2 separate regions of the Homo sapiens genome follow, and region 2 is linked to region 1. Evidence: read pairs that join two places in POLR2A ChIA-PET (ENCODE). Cell type or tissue: Panc1. All regions are shown on one strand. Each heading gives the region's core, and the rest is flanking DNA. Links, peaks and the distances in the headings are about the cores only.

Evidence for each region. ChIA-PET counts read pairs that join two places held together with the same protein. Peaks named below come from ENCODE experiments on the same cell type or tissue, not always from the same donor. Only the 100,000 strongest peaks of a DNase experiment are listed, where the experiment ranks them.
Region 2: POLR2A ChIA-PET joins it to region 1 with 6 read pairs; 2 of 35 experiments call an interaction of 5 or more read pairs at or near these places.

What each region holds. Positions count from the first base shown.
Region 1 is chr9:83,882,250-83,890,249 of GRCh38, reverse strand. KIF27 (kinesin family member 27) reads left to right here. Exons shown (of 18, transcript NM_017576.4): 7 at 997-1,166; 8 at 1,658-1,761; 9 at 3,054-3,209; 10 at 6,232-6,437. Among named protein-coding and RNA genes, the nearest start is that of KIF27, 35 kb to the left of the region's middle. In Panc1, for the core only: no CTCF peak of the experiment used is centred there; a DNase peak (open chromatin) is centred at 4,549.
Region 2 is chr9:85,852,986-85,864,414 of GRCh38, reverse strand. No RefSeq gene overlaps it. Among named protein-coding and RNA genes, the nearest start is that of NAA35, 82 kb to the left of the region's middle. In Panc1, for the core only: no CTCF peak of the experiment used is centred there; no DNase peak of the experiment used is centred there.

The DNA.
Region 1 (8,000 bases), core at 1-8,000:
TGACAGCAGAAGCACAAAAATCAGATATAAGATGATTTTCAGAATCAGGTAGGATTTTTTAGGAGAGAATACATGACGGGGGCCTATTGTCAAGTGATTAAATCCTAAACACTGTGTGATACTCATATTCCACTATATGTTATAATTTTAACAGCTTATAATAATTTATATTGATAAATGGACTGTCTCCTCTAAGATTTTATTGCCTTTTGAGAGAAGTCATCTTGAGATTTGGTTACAGAGATGGTGCAGAGGAAATATTTTGTAATAGAAACCAGAACAAAGGTATAAAGGCAATTTCTAATTTATTGTTGTTGTTTTCCAAGGTCATTTTTTTTTGAGAATTTAAAGTGCATTTCCAATAGAAGAATGTTGTACTATAGAAAACTCCCAGGCTAGCCATACGATTTTATTTGTCCTATGACATATATTAAATATTTTTCCTAGAGCCTTAATTCAGCTATACCTAACTACCATGTATAAAGAATAAGTATATACATTGTGGTATTCAGATTAGGAATATTGCCCTGGCAGAGGGAGTGGAGACGGCTCTGGGTTTCTTCCTGTGGTAGGATTTGGATTGGAGGGGATGCAGACCTTTGGCGGCAGCACCACAGTTCTCCAGGTGTTCTGAACTGGGAAGATGGGGAAGAGGGTACATTTGTTGGGGTGTGTCTGTGTTGTGTTTAAGAGCTAGGATGTTTTCCATGCGTTCTTTTGGTTTCATTTTTGAATACTGTTTTCTGTAAGTGAAGATAGAAGAGTTGTCCAGAAGAGAAGGAGCTGTGTGGATTCTGAAAGAAGTATTTGTCTGTGAGGCACAACAGTATTGTTAAATTAATTTTGACCTTTGTTTGAGGGGAGCATTTTCCAGTGATTGGCTATTTTAAGAGTGCCAATCTAATAACCCCTTTAAAAGCACTTAGAGTAATAGGATAAAATTAGACTTTTAAAATATCACTTTTTTTGTTGTTGGGTGGGGGAATCACTTGCAAGGTCCACACAAGTCCGCCTATGTACTCTCTGGATCGAATATTTGCTGGATTTCGAACACGAAGTCAGATGCTGTTGGGTCACATAGAAGAACAAGATAAGGTCCTCCACTGCCAATTTTCTGATAACAGTGATGATGAAGAATCAGAAGGCCAAGAGAAATCTGGAACTAGGTATGTTAAATATACACTGATTTAATAAATATTTAGAATTATATGCTGCAATAAATATAGAAGTGTAGGTTTTTTCCATTGGAGTATATCTTTTATGTTTAATAGAAGAGTAGGTAACTTTTGCTAAAAGTACTATCATCTAATGTGTTATGAAAATAGTATTTGAACACAAGTCATCAGTCTTATAACTGAAAAATAATTTTGCTTTTAGAGCTTTTATAGTAATGAGATTCTAATTTTCAGAGGTTTTTTTTTTTTTTTTTTTTTGGATTTCCTTATTCTGCTGCCACGTTGGCAACAAACATGACTTTTCTACTGGATTCAACATGGATGGGGGGGGCATCCTTTTATTTTGAGCAATATTAGTAACATTCTGTTTTTATATGTAACTAATAATTTTTTTAACATTACTTTCACTTTTCGGGGAAACTAATTTGAGGGCAGATTAGAAAACACGAACAAATAAGTTAACTTTCTGATTTTTTTTTAAGATGTAGAAGTCGTTCATGGATTCAGAAGCCAGACTCTGTTTGTTCCCTTGTTGAATTGAGTGATACTCAGGATGAAACACAAAAGTCAGATTTGGAGAATGAAGGTACATAGATCTTCTTAAATAATGTAGACCTAATGGTTATAGGACACTTATCTTTTTCCTCAGTTGATAATTTAAGAAACATCCAGGAATTCTCAAAGACCAGAATTTGGTACAAATGCTTTCCTAGTTGGTAGAACTTCTTTTATGTTCTCTGTTTTACCTCTTTTACTCTTTTACTCCTTAATAAAAAAAGATTTTCTATCAATTAATTATAGCGAGAGATATAGGCTAACTCCCTCAGAATAAGGATTTTTATATTCAGACCTGAATTGATATGCTTTGTATTCCTGATGATGTTAAAATACAGTATAAATAATTGTACTAGGTGTCTACTCCTTCACTGGGACTTGTGCCTAACATCAATGATGTATTTGGCATTAGAGCCCAATTAGTGTACTGGGTGTTGGTAATGTTTTAGTACACAACTGCTAAGAATTTTTATGCATCAATAAGTGCTGGGATTACAGGCATGAGCCACTGTGCCCAGCCGGTAGTAGGAGATTTTGTTAACTCATCTCTCTTGGTCAATGCGTGGTTGACCCACAAAAAATAAGGGAATAGGGATAATACAAGTGCTACACTTTGAAAATATAGAGCATCTCTTTAAGAACCTATACGTGGCTTTATGAGCCAAAAATTTAAGTATAACTAAAATAAATTTCAAAATGTGGAAATAATAAAGGTAAATGCTACTCAAGCAGCCATGCTTGAGCTGTTTGTTACTGCTCTGCAACCAGGAAAAAAACTTACGTCGGAATGTAAATGAGCTTACACTAGTTCCTTCCTTGAGAAAGTCTGGCTATGAAAAAAATGTCACCTGAACTAAAGCAGTGTGCTTAGTGACATAGTTGATTTACATTCTGGTGCAGGACAGTAACAAACAGTGCTAGACCACACTCTGAGTAGCCTGGTATAGTCTGCATTCTCCAATTACAGTAAAAGTAGAAGTTGATAGGAAACAAATTCACCCCTCTCTCCATCTGGAAATTTTATACCTATCTCAAATAACTCATGTTAAAGGCAATGAAAAACTGTGTGTCTGAACTTATGGGATATTAAGAAAGAATATATACATACATGTATTAATTTGTAAGAAAATAAAAACTCTTACTGTAAGCTGGAATGCTAGAGTCCCAATTGCTGTGTATTTTTTCCCCTTTTTCCTCCCCTTCCTTTTTGTCTCTTCCACTGCCACCTCTAAATTGCTTTTGAGTCTGCTTTTCTTTTTTTAACTCTACTTCTGTTGAATATTTTACCAGCAGATAGTTTTATTTCTCCATTTTTTTTTAAAGATTTAAAGATTGATTGTCTCCAGGAGAGTCAAGAATTGAATTTGCAAAAATTAAAGAATTCAGAACGCATACTTACTGAAGCTAAACAAAAAATGAGAGAACTTACAATTAACATCAAGATGAAGGAAGATCTGATTAAAGAATTAATAAAAACAGGTAATAGTATCTTGTGAACCAGCTTAAATGAGAAAGAAAACTTCTTAAAATTGCTTCTGATGTGGTAACAGTTACTTTAGTTTTTGAAGCTCAGGTCTATCCACTTAGCTTGGATTGGTGTAACAAGGTGAGTTTTTAGGCCAATATGTGGAGGTTAGTTATCAGAAGAATTTTGTTGTTTTGGGATTTCACCTCTGAATTGTTCTAACTGGTGTGAACTCTGCATTGTGCTGAAATTCTGTGGCACTTAATGTACCAGTTACAACATGTTTATTTTATTTTTTTGAAACAGGGTCTCACTCTGTCACCTAGGCTGGAGTGCAGTGGTGCAGTCATGACTCACTGCAGCCTTGACCTCTGGGGCTCAACCAATCCTCCTACCTCAGCCTCCCAAGTAGCTGGGACTACAGGCGTGTGCCACCATGCCCAGTATGCGTCAGTAGTTTTTATAATTTTTTTTTGACAGTGTATTAGAATTGATAAAATATAGTATAGATATTTTATCTATAAAATAGATAAAATATAGTCCTGTTATTATTAGTTGGCAGAAGCAGCTGCTATTCAAGAGAAGTCTTCAGTGAGAGGGCATTGAAAAGTAAGCACTCACTGACAACTTTTGTTAGTCACCATCTCTGAGGATTTTTAGGAAAGCTCCAAATTGCCCTTGGTTCTAATGAGCAAGAAAAGGGTCTTCTCTGTATAAGCTCTGGTATCCTCTATTTTAAAACAACCACGTTGGGTATACCAGGCTACAAACACATGCTTGTTTAATGAGATCCATAGTAAGATAACCTTTCTGAAAGAAAGTCATTGATTCTATTGGGTAAATATCCTCAACTTCCACAGGCAGTACCCTGAAATCTTGGGAATGGAGAAACCATTCTAGATCAGCTCCTAGATACTCCTAAGAGGGGTCAACTGGTGTTTGATCCTGCCTGTGGGGAAGCAGCATGGCCAAACTCATTTAAACATCTGCATAACTGGAGCTAGGATGATGCATAGCACATATGTCACTAGGAATGAGAAAGGAAAAAGCTTTGGGAAAGTAGCTAAGCAGAGGATGCTTCTTAAAAAATGTCAAAAAAAAAAAACAACACAAAAAACTTAATGCCCTTAATGCTCTCTCACTGAAGACTTTTCTTGAATAGCAGCTACTTCTGCCAACTAATAATAACAGGACATCTATACTATATTTTATCAATTCTAATACACTGCAAAAAAAATTTATAAAAACTACTGATGCGTACTGGGCATGGTGACACACGCCTGTAGTCCCAGCTACTTGGAAGGCTGAGGTAGGAGGACTGATTCAGCCCCAGAGGTCAAGGCTGCAGTGAGTCATGATTGCACCACTGCATTCCAGCCTAGGTGACAGAGCAAGACCGTCTCAAAAAAATAAAATAAACATGTTGTAATTGGCACTGTATATTTTTTTAGTGGTTCATAAAATATTGGTGTGTTGAACAATTAATGAATAGTCCAAAATGATTTGTTAAAATATAGTAGTTGTATGTATTTTAAAGTTAGTCAAGTAATCATAAATTAGAGTCAGAGGACAGTTCACACTGCATTTAGTTAAATAACTTTTATAAAAAAATGATGAGTATTTTTGGATAGCAGTATAACCAGCTATATAAATAGTATAATAGGCTGGGCACGGTGGCTCACGCCTGTAATCCCAGCACTTTGGGAGGCCGAGGTGGGCAGATCATTTGAGGTCAGGAGTTCGAGACCAGCCTGGCCAACATGGTGAAACCCTGTCTCTACTAAAAATACAAAAATTAGCTGGGCATGGTGGCGTGTGCCTGTAATCCCAGCTACTCAGGAGGCTGTGGCAGGAGAATTGCTGGAACCCAGGAGGCGGAGGTGGCAGTGAGCTGACATTGTACCACTGCACTCTAGCCTGGGTGACAGAGCGAGGCTCTGTCTAAATAAATAAATAGTATAATAAACTGTCTCTGGTGATTATTCATCCTCTGAGCTTTAGACTCCTGTTTTCTACTGCCACGAGTTTGCCAGTCTAGTTCAGGGACGGTTGCCTATTCAGAGCAAATCAAAACCAAGCTTTTAGGGTCACTAGCTGGATTTAGAATCAAGAGATATAGAAATATCTTTATTCTATTTTTTCTCTTCTATATATTAATAAGAAAAGAATTTAAAAGGAATTAATCTTGAATAAGTTCGGGTTAGTGAAAAAGGAGAGAGTTAGCTTTGGATGAAAAGATTCTTAAGAGACATAACAAATCAAATGTATTGTGGACCTTGTTTAGATCCTGATTTAAATAAACCAATTGTGAGACACATTTTGAGGCAATTGGGGAAGTCTGAATATGGACTGATTGGTGTTAATATTGTTAGTGTGATAATGACTTTTTGGTTATGTCCATATTTTGTGTGAATGCCGATTGCAGTATGTATAAGTAAAAAGAGGAATTTAACAAAATGAAGTATGTATAGGTGAGATGAATGACATTTGGGATTGCTTTATAATATTTAAGCAAAGTAAAACAATAGGCATATTTGAAGCAGCTGTGACAAAATCTTGATAACTTTTAAATCTGGGTGATGGCGGTTCATTTTATTATTTCTTTTGTTGTATTTTAAAATTTTCATAATAATTTAAAAAAGGAATTCAAGCAGACAGATTATTGGTAGCAGGAGGCTGGAGTATACTAAGCAAGAGGACAAACAGTCACTCCAAATATCCTTCTTAACTGAGTTTGATGCCAGCAAAGCTCAACTACAAATTCAGAGGACCAGAGATGTCACTCTAAAACGCCAAACATTGAACCAGTGAGACTGACTGGCAGCAGATGGGAACAGTCATTAAGGAACTAATTATTAAGAGGCCTGATGGCAAGCTGTGTTTGATGGGGGTGGGTGGGGACAACTGGGTTTTTAATGCTATGCCTTAAATAGTATCACTGCCTGGCTGGATTTTAGAGTAGAGTATTTTTATGTTTTGGATGTTTAACTTCTTTTTACATAATTTATACTAATAATAATTATTATTACGGTTAAGGTAATGATGCCAAGTCTGTAAGCAAGCAGTATTCTTTGAAAGTAACAAAGCTAGAGCATGATGCAGAACAGGCAAAAGTCGAACTGATTGAAACACAAAAGCAGCTACAGGAGCTGGAAAACAAAGATCTTTCTGATGTTGCAATGAAGGTAAAATTACAGAAAGAGTTTCGTAAAAAGATGGATGCTGCAAAGCTGAGAGTTCAGGTAATTTAAAAAATGTAATTGAGAAAACTTATTTAAGCTTTCTTGCTTCTGAGGATTCTTGTACTGAGTTAGGAAAGAAGTGGGATTCAGTTTATACCAGCAAGAGAAACTGGGTATCAACTTTTCTTTTGTAGTGTGCTGGTCGATTTACATATTTTACAATCTGGGTAGTATATTTCTTAATTCAAGAAGTATCTTCTTTCAATCATCATATCAAAAAACCACATGGTAAGAAATAAACGTAACCACGAAACAGTGTTTATTTCTGAAGGACAAAGGATTAAATAATGATTAAATAATACAAATAAAACAGCTGGTACATATATGACACTTTGTAGACACTCAACAAATGGGAACTATTTCGAGATATGGTTTTCCCAAACCATAACTGATTGGCTTAAGAAAGGTTAATAACTTTGTGTACTGCAACTCATCCTTAACTTCCTAATGCCTGGTTTTAGCTTTAACTTTAGAAATAGCTACAGTTAAAAATTCTATTCTATGAGAAATATTCCATCACATGGAGATTTTGTGTGATGAAGCCATTTCCAGGTGCTTTGGAGATAGTCACAGTGCTTTGTTAGTCTGATCATAATGAACTTTCTAGGATGTGTCCTCTATTTCTTTATCTCTCATGGTCTACTGCTTTCTTTCATGTTATAGAAACATTTTTATATTTTTCCATTTTAGGTAGAGTTGTAATTAACCTATTCACAGCATTATTATTATTATTATTATTGAACTATGCCACAGTTATTTGCTTTAAACAAAATAGATGTTTACAATATACCTCTGGTGTGCCCGGTATATTGTAATATACCAGTATATTCTGGTGTGACAGGCCTGAAAAGTCCCTCCTGGGGTTTCTGATGCCACCTCAAACATCTGGATATTTCCACTAAAAATTGTTACCTAAATAGTTTCTCAAGTCAACATCAAGTTAAAATAATATGACTTGAATATTTGAACTGCTTAAAGGAGGACATAGGGTGGTTATCTATGTCACACCTTCCATTTTCCTTCAGCATAGTTATTTCCACTTTGGAATTCACCTTTCCATGCTTTGCTTCCTGCTGTATATCCTTTTCTGCTAAGAGTACTGATAAGGAAAGAAAATGAAAGGTGTAGAACTTTACCTCAAAAGAAACATCTGATACAGCAGAGGACAGAAAGAAGACATAGTTTTAGAAATTTTGTACCTTTGACATATCCATGCACTACTCATGGGGATAAGGATGATAAGGAGGATGAGGAGGACAGTAGTTACCATTTGAGGGCCTATACATACCAAATGGTTTATACGCATTATTTAATCCTTTGAAGTGGGCATTTTTAGCCATTTTACAAATGTGGAAAGAAAGGTTTAGAAAGGTAAAATAACTCAGTCAGAGTCCCATAGTGGTGATGACAATACCGGTTTTCAGTTCTCTAACATATCATACTTTTTTTTTGAGGTGAAGTCTTGCTCTGTTGCCCAGGCTGGAGTGCAGTGGCATGATCTCAGCCCACTGCAGTTGCCTCCTCCCAGGCTCAAATGATCCTCTTGCCTCAGGCTCTCAAATA
Region 2 (11,429 bases), core at 1,714-9,713, 2.0 Mb before region 1:
AGTCTCAAAAAATTAAAAAAGATCGAAATTGTACCAACCATACTCTTGGACCACAGCGGAAAATAGAAATGCCAAGAAGATCTCTCAAAACCACACAATTACATGGAAATTAAGCAACTTGCTCCTGAATGACTTTTGGGTAAACAATGAAATTAAGGCAGAAATTTAAAAATTATTTGGAATAAATGAAAACAAAGCCACAACATAACAAAATCTCTGGGATGCAGCAAAAGCAATGTTAAGAGGGCTCTGTGGTTTTGACAGTGGCAGCTTCATTGCACAGCTGTAGCTCTTGCAAGATGGCCCATCCTCTCCAGCTCTGCACTATCTGTGCTCCGGTAACACTATTTCCTCCCCTGCATCTTCAGCCTTAGAAATGGTAACAGAGTCCCACTGTTGCAAGCTCTAGGTGGCTCAATGTTCTTTGCTTGGTCCTTTCATGAAGGAACTCTTTAAGTAGTTCCCTCATTAAAGACTTTTCATTTGATATATTTAAGCCTCATGCCTGTAATCCCAGCACTTTGGAGGCCGAGGCAGGTGGATCACCTGAGGTCAGGAGTTCGAGACCAGCCTGGCCAACATGATGAAACCCTACCTTTACTGAAAATAAAAAAAATTAGCCGGGCGTGGTGGCGTGCATCTGTGATCCCAGCTACTCAGGAGGCTGAGGCAGGAGAATCGCTTGCACCCGGGAGGTGGAGGTTGCAGTTAGCTGAGATTGTGCCACTAGACTCCAGCCTGGGCAACAAAGCGAGACCTTGTCTGACCAAAAAAAAAAAAAAAAGAAAAAAGGAAAAAAATAAAAAAAAAGAAATATTTGAGCCTAATTTTATTTATTGCCTGGACCTCAAAAAATACAGCTCACCTTATTTACATTCTATTTTCAACATTAATATTGTCTTTCTTAGTGTATTTTACACTATTCTACTTAAAGATGGAACTGAATTATTTAAGTCAACAAATATTAATTGAGCACTTACTGTGTGCAAGGTACTATGTGACTATTTCAACATAGTGGTTATACGGTGGTAATTGAGACAATAAGGTCTCTGCCCTCATGGGGCATGTTTTAGTCACTTTGGGCTGCTAAAACGAAGTACTATAGACTGTGTGTCCTTGATCAAGCAGCCCTCAGAGTCTAGTGGAGGCAACAGATGTACATAAATGGCCAGCTGAAGACATATCAAGGGAACTGTGTGGTTACAGGCATAATTCTAGGTGCACAAAGACACTTAGTATAGGTCATTCATTCATTCATTCACCATTTACTAAACCTTATACCTTCTACCAGATCTTTAGGAGGAACTATCTCTTTATGATTATTGTGATTCGAGTGCAAAATAATTAATGCATCTCCAAAAGCGAAATCTTCGTACAGCTACCTGCCAATTCTCTACCTTTGCTATAAGCATCTTTTCTGCCTGAGACTCTCCAAAGAGAGCTCCCTATTTGTTTTTTCCATGGCCTCCCACATATATTATCTGAGGGTTATGAAACCTCTCCCTCTAGAGAATGCAAATGATACTCTTACAGATTAACAGAATGTTAGCTCTGAAAGAGATGTTATTGTTTCTCATAAAAGTTAATATTTGTCTTCATATCATGAAAAATGAATAGGGTGGTTTGTGATTAGAAATGGCAGGCTCAGGACCTCCAGCTGCCCTGAGGGCTGAGGGCTCAATACTTCTGCATATCTATAGCCAGAGCAAATACATTACTAACAACTTTTACTGCACAGGCACCTACCAATCAGAATGAGCACAGACACCGATGTCAGACAGGGGCATCCAGATGACTGGCAGCCTACCCATAAGCCATTCCTGTTACATTAATGTTTCTTGGCCCATCTGCTTAAAAATACTACCTTAGAAGCCAATAGACACATGAAAAAATGCTCATCATCACTGGCCATCAGAGAAATGCAAATCAAAACCACAATGAGATACCATCTCATGCCAGTTAGAATGGCAATCATTAAAAAGTCAGGAAACAACAGGTGCTGGAGAGGATGTGGAGAAATAGGAATGCTTTTACACTGTTGGTGGGACTGCAAACTAGTTCAACCATTGTGGAAGACAGTATGGTGATTCCTCAAGGATCTAGAACTAGAAATACCATTTGACCCAGCCATGCCATTACTGAGCATATACCCAAAGGATTATAAATCATCCTGCTATAAAGACACATGCACATGTATGTTTACAGCAGCACTATTCACAATAGCAAGGACTTGGAACCAACCCAAATGTCCATCAATGATAGACTGGATTAAGAAAATGTGGCACATATACACCATGGAATACTATGCAGCCATAAAAAAGGATGAGTTCATGTGGTTTGTAGGGACATGGATGAAGCTAGAAACCATCGTTCTGAGCAAACTATCACAAGGACAGAAAACCAAACACCGCATGTTCTCACTCATAGGTGGGAATCGAACAATGCGAACACTTGGACACAGGGTGGGGAACATCACACACCAGGGCCTGTTGTGGGGTGGGGAGACGGGGGAAGGATAGCATTAGGAGATATACCTAATGTAAATGACGAGTTAACAGGTGCAGCACACCAACATGGCACATGTATACGTATGTAACAAACCTGCACGTTGTGCACATGCACCCTAGAACTTAAAGTATAATAATTATTTAAAAAAAAAAAACTACTACCTTAGAAGGCTGGGCACGGTGGCTCAAACCTGTAATCCCTGCACTTTGGAAGGCTGAGGTGGGCGGATCACCTGAGGTCACGAGTTTGAGACCAGCCTGACCAACATGGAGAAACCCGTCTCTACTAAAAACACAAAATTAGCCAGGCGTGGTGGTGCATGCCTGTAATCCCAGCTCGTCGGGAGGCTGAGGCAGGAGAATGGCTTGAAACCGGGAGGTGGAGGTTGCGGTGAGCTGAGATCGCACCATTGCACTCCAGCCTGAGCAACAAGAGTGAGACTCCATCTCAAAAAACAAACAAACAAACAAAAAAAACTACCTTAGAGATTGTTTAGTCCAGCCCTTCTGTTTATTTTTCAGATCTTTTGTTTTACAAAAGAGAGACCTAAAGTCCTTAGAGGTGACAAGACCTACCCAAGGGCATATACTGAATCTGGGTTTCTCCCCACTAACTCCATCTAGAGATGGCACCTCTTTATTACTGTAAAGTCCTTCAGAAAGCTCTTTGTCCCAACTCTCTGATCCTTTTTTCATTTTCTTCCTTTTGGCTGCAAAGCCCTCCATTCCATTTATCCACTCCCATTTCCTTCTTCCCTCTTCGTAACTTCCTATTCTTCCTTCAAAGCCCTCAGTTCTAACTAATTAGCATACTGAAGCTGAAGCAGCATATTTTGGGGTGGCACTCGAAAGCCAGAACTGACCTTAGGTTTCTCATTCTAAGAAAATGTATGTAAATTGTTCAGCACAGTTTCAGCAAATGGTAATAAATAATAGCAATTATTATTATTATTGTTCTTTTCAGCTCTGTGACTGTGAATAGGTTACTTAACATCTCTGCATCTAGTTTATTCATATGTAAAATGAGAAACTTCCCCAGGGTCTTGCCCACAATGCTGACAGGCTCTATGAGGGTCGTCCAGCAGTCACGTAGGGAATTGGTGGGGGATGCTCTCACAGTGGTCAATTAAACCATGGAGGGTAGAATTTGAGAGTTGTTGGGAATGATGTGCTAAGCCAATGCAGGGAGAGGAGTGCTTAGGGAGGAATGCAAAAGACAGACTAGAGGCTGGGTGCGGTGGCTCACGCCTGTAATCCCAGCACTTTGGGAGGCCCAGGTGGGTGTATCATGAGATCAGGAGTTTGAGACCAGCCTGGCCAAGATGGTGAAACCTCATCTCTACTAAAAATACAAAAATTAGCTGAGCGTGGTTGAGGGCGCCTGTAATCCCAGCTACTCGGGAGGCTGAGGCAGGAGAATCACTTGAACCTGGGAGGCGGAGATTGCAGTGAGCCAAGATCGTGCCACTGCACTCTAGCCTGGGCGACAGAGCAAGACTCCAAAAAAGAAAAAAAAGAGACTAGATTGTGTCTGTGCAATAAGGATGTGAAGTAGACAGGCAGTGGGAAGCTGGGGAGGCAGGGATACAGGCGGCAGCAGTGAAGTGAACCCAGAGTTACATGCAGAAACACAGGGTCCAGGGCACAGCATTCTTTTGAGTTTCAGGAAGCTTACTCAGGATGGGCTTAGGTGCTGCAGCAAGGGAATTATGATAAATCTCCCAAAATTAATTTGGTTTGGAGCTAAGGATAGCTAGCCAGCCTCAAGGTTTCACATGCCCTTTTCCTGCAGCCCTTTGCTAATCAAATTAAAGCCTTCCTGGCAATAAGGGAGTTTTCTGGAGAGCTAACTGGAAGAGTCAATTCCACACATATGATTTGGCTTTCCACTTGCTTCAGGCTGCATGCCTCAGGTCAAATTTCTTTTTCATTTTGCTACTATCACCTTTCATCTTCCTGTAATCATTGGTGACACCTGATCCAATTACATGCCGGTGACTTTCCAGGAGTGCTAGGTTGACTAATACTCATGATTGCTGCTAATTCATAGAAGAAAGGGCTCTGTACTGGGCTGGTAGGTTTTCACAGTGGTGTCATCCACTTTTCAGTTTCAGCTGCCATACCAATAGAAATGAAAGCACTTTAGTTAGAAAAGAGAACACTATGCTTTATTTTCCAGAATCATGTATGTGCTAGAACGAAAGCCAGCAGTAGGAAAAAAGTCACAGAATTAAAATCTGTCTTCCACTCCCTCACCTCCCATTACTGCTTCTGTTACTTTCAAAGCTTGTTGCCTCTCTGTGCCTCATTCAGCCCAGAGTCTGAACACATCATTCTTTCAAACTCTAAACCATTCCTTCATGATAATCTCTCCTTTGTGGCTTATTTCTTTTTCATTGAATCCACAAATACCTGAAAATTGTATTTCTAGCTGCAAAGGTATTTCCCTCATAGGTTAAATATTTCACAGCTATAAAGTCTCCCAGAGAATTGTAATTTACCTCAAACAAGAGACTGCTAGGCTGAGAATTTTAGGCAACTTGATATAACTGTAGTGAAGATATTTTGGGAGGCAGTTAAGGTTTTTTTGTTTTGTTTTGTTTTTTAAAGCATATCAGTCACTAGTGCTAGCTAGCATTGCCTAGAAGATAAGCAGAAATATTTTACAGTGTCTGTGATTCTGCACAAAATGTTAATTGATCTTACACAACTCTTTACAAAACTGAACCAGGAGCTACTTTATTATGGAAAACAGAAATTGTCATCTAGGTCTTCAGTATAAACTAAGGCACTGAATGAAAAACAGTAAAACTAGACTAACCCAATTATTTGTCCAGGTCCAATTCTTCCAGAGCCATGTGAACAAAACATTTATTAAAAATTGTCAGCCAGGCATGGTGGCTCACACCTGTAATCCTAGCACTTTGGGAGAGTCGAGGTGGGCAGATCACCTGAGGTCAGGAGTTTGAGACCAGCCTGGCCAACACAGTGAAACCCCCGTCTCTACTAAAAATACAAAAATTAGCCGGGCATGGTGGTGTGTGCTTGTAATCCCAGCTACCTGGGAGGCTGAGGCAGGAGAATTGTTGGAACCTGAGAGGCGGAGGCTGCAGTGAGCCAAGATCGCCCCTCTTGCCTGGGAGACAGAGCGAGACTCTGTCTCAAAAAAAAAAAAAAAAAAAAAAAAATGCCCATCTGGCCTCCAGGAAGAAACAGCAGCATGATTCATAAGGGAAGAAAAGACATTTAGGTATGAAATAATCACAAGGCCGAAGGGATGTCTAAAATTTGTCAGAAATCGCTGCTGTCAATAAATAATGGGGCTTTTGTTATCTGGCTGCTCTCTGAGCAAAGCCAGTAACAATTAACACATGACAAGTCGATTTGCCTTTTACAGAAACCATCCAGAGATGGTTTGTAGGTATGTGATTGTTAGAGTTTCAGGAAACTCCTACATCCTATAAAGTTGATCCAGATTTATTACTGAGGCAAGAACATCCCCAAAGAAAGCTATAGCCTAATAAGCTATGTTATAACCCAAGTGTATGAAGAAATAAAGAAGAAACAGCAGGTTGGGTTCTGTGTGGAGCACACATATAATAGAATTAGTTAGCGGTTTTCTGCCAGTGCGTGCCAAAAGTCAGCTAGTAGAGGTTTACAAGAACTAACATTTGGGAATTTTGCAAGCTGTTGTTAAATTCTGCTGATAGACCACTGTGGGAGTGTCTACACCACAGAAAATGCCAAATTGCTGTAGACCAGGGATTTTTGGGTTATTTTGTTTGTTTTCAGCAAGCTGGTTTACTAGCCCACTATTGTTTAGCACTGTTGAAGGCAGAGTGATTCTTTCTGTCAGGAATGTATATTCCTATCTCTCAGAGAGGCATGTACTATTGTGGAACTAGAAAAACTCATCAGACATTTCCCAGAATCTGGATTTAGTATTCCTCTAATTTTGTTTGCTTCAGGTCTATGCTCACCAAACAATCTTCTGCTTATCCATTTGGTACCATCAAATGAGTTGGTGTTAAACTGCATTCTTTGAAGTCTTGGGGATTCTGAGGAGCCCTCTTAGGGAACATCTTGGGGAAGGGAAAGAAAGGGGAACTTGAGGCTGGGCAGGTCTGTTGTCTGTCTTCAATCAGAGCAGCTTTGTTTTCTGTTATGTATTGGTTGTCCATAAAAACAAAACAAAACACAGTTGCTTGAAGAAAGCATACCGCTGCTAAATAAATAAAGCAATAGCAAATAACTTTTGAAGATGGGCCAGAGCTGTTTGTTCACCAGAAAAGCACATCCCTTTTTTTAATACGTTATTAATCTGGGTATAATTCAGCCATTCATGAGTTCAGTTAACATCAATTAGTTTTCAATCAACTGATAATGTTTGGATGCACCTACTGAAAAAACCCAAATTTATTGTCTAACCATATTGAAGACAAGAAGAATTGCTCATCTGGGATTTTTTTTTGTTTTTTTTTCGAGACGGAGTTTCGCTCTTGTTGTCCAGGCTGGAGTGCAATGGCACTATCTCGGCTCACTGCAACCTCCGCCTCCCAGGTTCAAGCAATTCTCCTGCCTCAGCCTCCCGAGTAGCTGGGATTACAGGCATGCACCACCACGCCCGGCTAATTTTTTGTATTTTTTTTAGTAGAGACAGGGTTTCTCCATGTTGAGGCTGGTCTCGAACTCCTGACCTCAGATGATCGGCCCGCCTTAGCCTCCCAAAGTGCTGGGATTACAGGCGTGAGCCACCGCGCCTGGCCTCATCTGGGATTTTTATCAGTGTAATCAGCAAGCCAAACTGTCTGGTAGCTTTTTTTTTTTTTTTTTGAGACAGAGTCTCACTCTGTCGCCCAGGCTGGAGAGCAGTGGCGTGATCTCAGCTCACTGCATGCTCCGCCTCCTGGGTTCACGCCATTCTCCCACTTCAGTCTCCTGAGTAGCTGGGATTACAGGCGTCCACCGCCACACCTGGCTAATTTTGTTTTTGTATTTTTAGTAGAGACAGGGTTTCACCGTGTTAGCCAGGATGGTCTCGATCTCCTGACTTCGTGATCCGCCTGCATCAGCCTCCCAAAGTGCTGCGATTACAGGCATGAGCCACCGTGCTCGGCCAGCTCTCTCTTAAATGTAGCAGCTGGAAACATTCTTTTTGCTACAAGGAAATGGGAAAATAAATCAATCGGGATAGCTGGGCTCAAGTCATGGGAAGATTTCATCTTTTAAACTGGCTTTCCTTCTAATTACAAAAGTGATCTATGTTCCTTATAAAAATGTAGAAAAAAAAGTAAAAGGGAGAAAATAAAAAATCACTTAGCCACATTCAGAGATAGTTATTATTTTTGGTATATAAGCTAGCTGTTTATACAAATATATATATTCATACATATACATATGACTTTTTTTTTTTTTTTGAGACAAAGTTTCGCTCTTGTTGCCCAGGCTGGAGTGCAATGGCACGATCTCGGCTCACTGCAACCTCCACCTCTGGGGTTCAAGCGATTCTACTGCCTCAGCCTACCGAGTAGATGGGGTTACAGGCGCCTGCCACCATGCCCAGCTAATTTTTTTGTATTTTTAGTAGAGATGAGGTTTCACCATGTCGGCCAGGCTGGTCTTGAACTCCTGACCTCAGGTGATCCACCCGCCTTGGCTTCCCAAAGTGCTGGGATTACAGGCATGAGCCACTGTGCCTGGCCTACACATGACTTTCAAAAGGAATTTCTGTTTTTAATTTGAGTGCACAATGTAATGCCACTCTTGACTGGTTTTTAACAGTTTCCTCATCTATATACATGTGTATTAGTCCATTCTCACACTATAAAGATACTACCAGAGACTGGGTAATTTAGAAAGGAAAGAGGTTTAATTGATTCACAGTTCTGCATGGCTGGGAGATCTCAGGAAACTTACAATCATGGCAGAAGATGAAGGGGAAGCAAGGCACATCTTACATGATGGCGTGAAAGAGAAAAGAGAGAGAGCGCAGGAAAAAACTCCCACTTATAAAAACCATCAGATCTCCTGAAAACTCACTCACTATCACAAGAACACTATGGGGGAAACCACCCCCATGATCCAAGCACCTCCCAGCAGGTCCCTCACTTGACATGTGGGGATTACAGGGGTTACAATTGGAGATGAGATTTGGGTGGGGACACAGCCAAACCATATGAAATGACTGTGGGTTAATCTATACATGAAAAGCTTTTTCCCTATATAAAATGCTGAATAAAAGCTAAACCACGGCCGGGCACGGTGGCTCACTCCTGTAATCCCAGCACTTTGGGAGGCCGAGGCGGGCGTATCACCTGAGGTTGGGAGTTCAAGACCAGCCAGCCAAACGTGGAGAAACCCCGTCTCTACTAAAAACACAAAAAAATTAGCCGGGCATGGTGGCCCATGCTTGTAATCCCAGCTACTCAGGAGGCTGAGGCAGGAGAATTGCTTAAACCCGGGAGGCTGTGATTGCAGTGAGCCGAGATCGCGCCATTGCACTCCAGCCTGGGCAACAAGAGCGAAACTCCCTCAAAAGAAAAAAAAAAGCTAAACCAAAAGCCACAAATTTAAAAATAATCAAGTAAATTAAAAAAAAAAATCAAGCAGGTACTATGTACACGACATAATCTAAAGTCATGATATAGTATTCAATAAACATAAGTCTCCCTCTCACCTCCACCAGATAGCCTCGCAGTTCTCTCCAGAGGCAACCATTATTATCGGTTCCTTATTTAGCTTTCAGTGATATTCTGTGCATATCCAAGCATGTATATGAATTGCAATGATTAATAAGATTTCTGGTTTATATGTAGAAGTAGAACCCAAATATTTTTTTCCTTTCTTATTTATTTTTGGTTGAGACAGGGTCTCATTCCACTGTCCAGGTTGGAGTGCAGTGGTGATCATAGCTCACTGCAGCCTCAAACTCCTGGGCTCAAGGGATCCTCCTGCCTAAGCTTCCTGAGTAGCTGGGACTACAGGTGTGTGCCACCATACCCAGCTATTTTTTAAAAAATTTGTGTAGAGACAGGGTATTGCTATGTTGCCTAGGCTGGTCTCAGACTCCTGGACTCAAGGGATCATCCTGCCTTAGCCTCCAAAGTGCTACGATTACAGGCGTGAGCCACTGAGCCCAGTCACATTTTCTCTTTCTGCCTCCCTCCCTCCCTTTTTTTTTCTCTTTCTTTGTCTTTCTCTCCCTCCTCCTCCCGTCCCTTCCCCGCCCCCTGCTTCCTCCCTCCCTCCCTTTCCTTCCTTCCTTTTCATTTCAGTAGGTTTTTGGGGAACGCGTGATGTTTGGTTACTGGATAAGTTCTTTTGTGGTGATTTATGAGATTTTGGTGCACCCATCATCACCCTAGCAGTGTATGCTGTACCCACTTATAAGTGAGAACATATGATGTTTGGTTTTCCACTCCTGAGTTACTTCACTTAGAATAATAGTCTCCAATTGCATCCAGGTTGCTGCTTATGGCTGAGTAGTATTCCACGGTATATATATACCACACTTCCTTTATCCACTCATTGGTTGATGGGCATTTGGACTGGTTCCATATTTTTGCAATTATGAATTGTGCTGCTATAAACATGCAAGTGTAATGTGTTAAGTGTCTTTTTCATATAATAACTTATTTTCCTCTGGTAGATATCCAGTAGTGAGACTGCTGGATCAAACGGTATATCTACTTTTAGTTATTTAAGGAATCTCCATACTCTTTTCCATAGTGATTATACTAGGTTACATTGCCAACAACAGTGTAAAAGTGTTCCCTTTTTACCACATCCATGCCAACATCTATTATTTTTTGATTTTTTAAATTACAGCCATTCTTGCAGGAGTAAGGTGATATTACATTGTGGTTTTGATCTGCATTTCCCTGATAATTAGCAATATTGAGCATTTTTCCATGTTTGTCACTTGTATATCTTCTTTTGAGAATTGTCTATTCATGTCCTTCGCCCATTTTTTGATGCAATTATTTGTTTTTTTCTTACTGATTTGTTTGAGTTCTTTGTAGATTCTAGATATTAGTCTTTTGTTGGAGGTATAGATTGTGAAGATTTTCTCCCGCTCTGGGTTGTCTGTTCACTCTGCTGATTTTTTTTTTTTTTTTTTTAATGAGATGGAGTCTCGCTCTGTCGCCCAGGCTGGAGTGCAGTGGCGTGGTCTCCGCTCACTGCAAGCTCCACTTCCTGGGTTCACGCCATTCTCCTGCCTCAGCCTCCTGAGTAGCTGGGACTACAGGCGCCTGCCAACATGCCCAGCTAATTTTTTGTACTTTTAGTAGAGACGGGGTTTCACCATGTTAGCCAGGATGGTCTCAATCTCCTGGCCTCGTGATCCGCTTGCCTCAGCCTCCCAAAGTGCTGGGATTACAGGCATCAGCCACCACGCCCAGCCTGATTATTTCTTTCTCTGTGCAGAAGCTTTTCGGTGTAATTAAGTCCCATCTATTTATTTTTGTTTGTTTTTTATTGCATTTGCTTTCGGGTTCTTGTAATGAAAGTTTTTGCCTAAGTCAATGTCTAAAAGAATTTTTCCAATGTTATCTTCTGGAATTTTTATGGTTTCAGATCTTAGATTTAAGTCTTTGATCCATCTTGAGTTGATTTTTGCATAACAGGAGAGATGAGGATCCAGTTTCATTCTCCTACACGTGGCTTGCCAATTATCCCAGCACCATTTGTTGAACAGGTTGTCCTTTCCCCTACTTTATGTTTTCATATGCTTTGTCGAAGATCAGTTGGCTGTAAGTATTTGGCTTTATTTCTGGGTTCTCTATTCTGTTCCATTAGTCTATGTTCCTATTTTCATACCAATATTATGCTGTTTTGGTGACTATAGCCTTGTAGTATGGTTTGAATTTGGGTAATGTGATGCCACTTGGATAAATTCTTTAGGATAAATTCCTGTAAGTG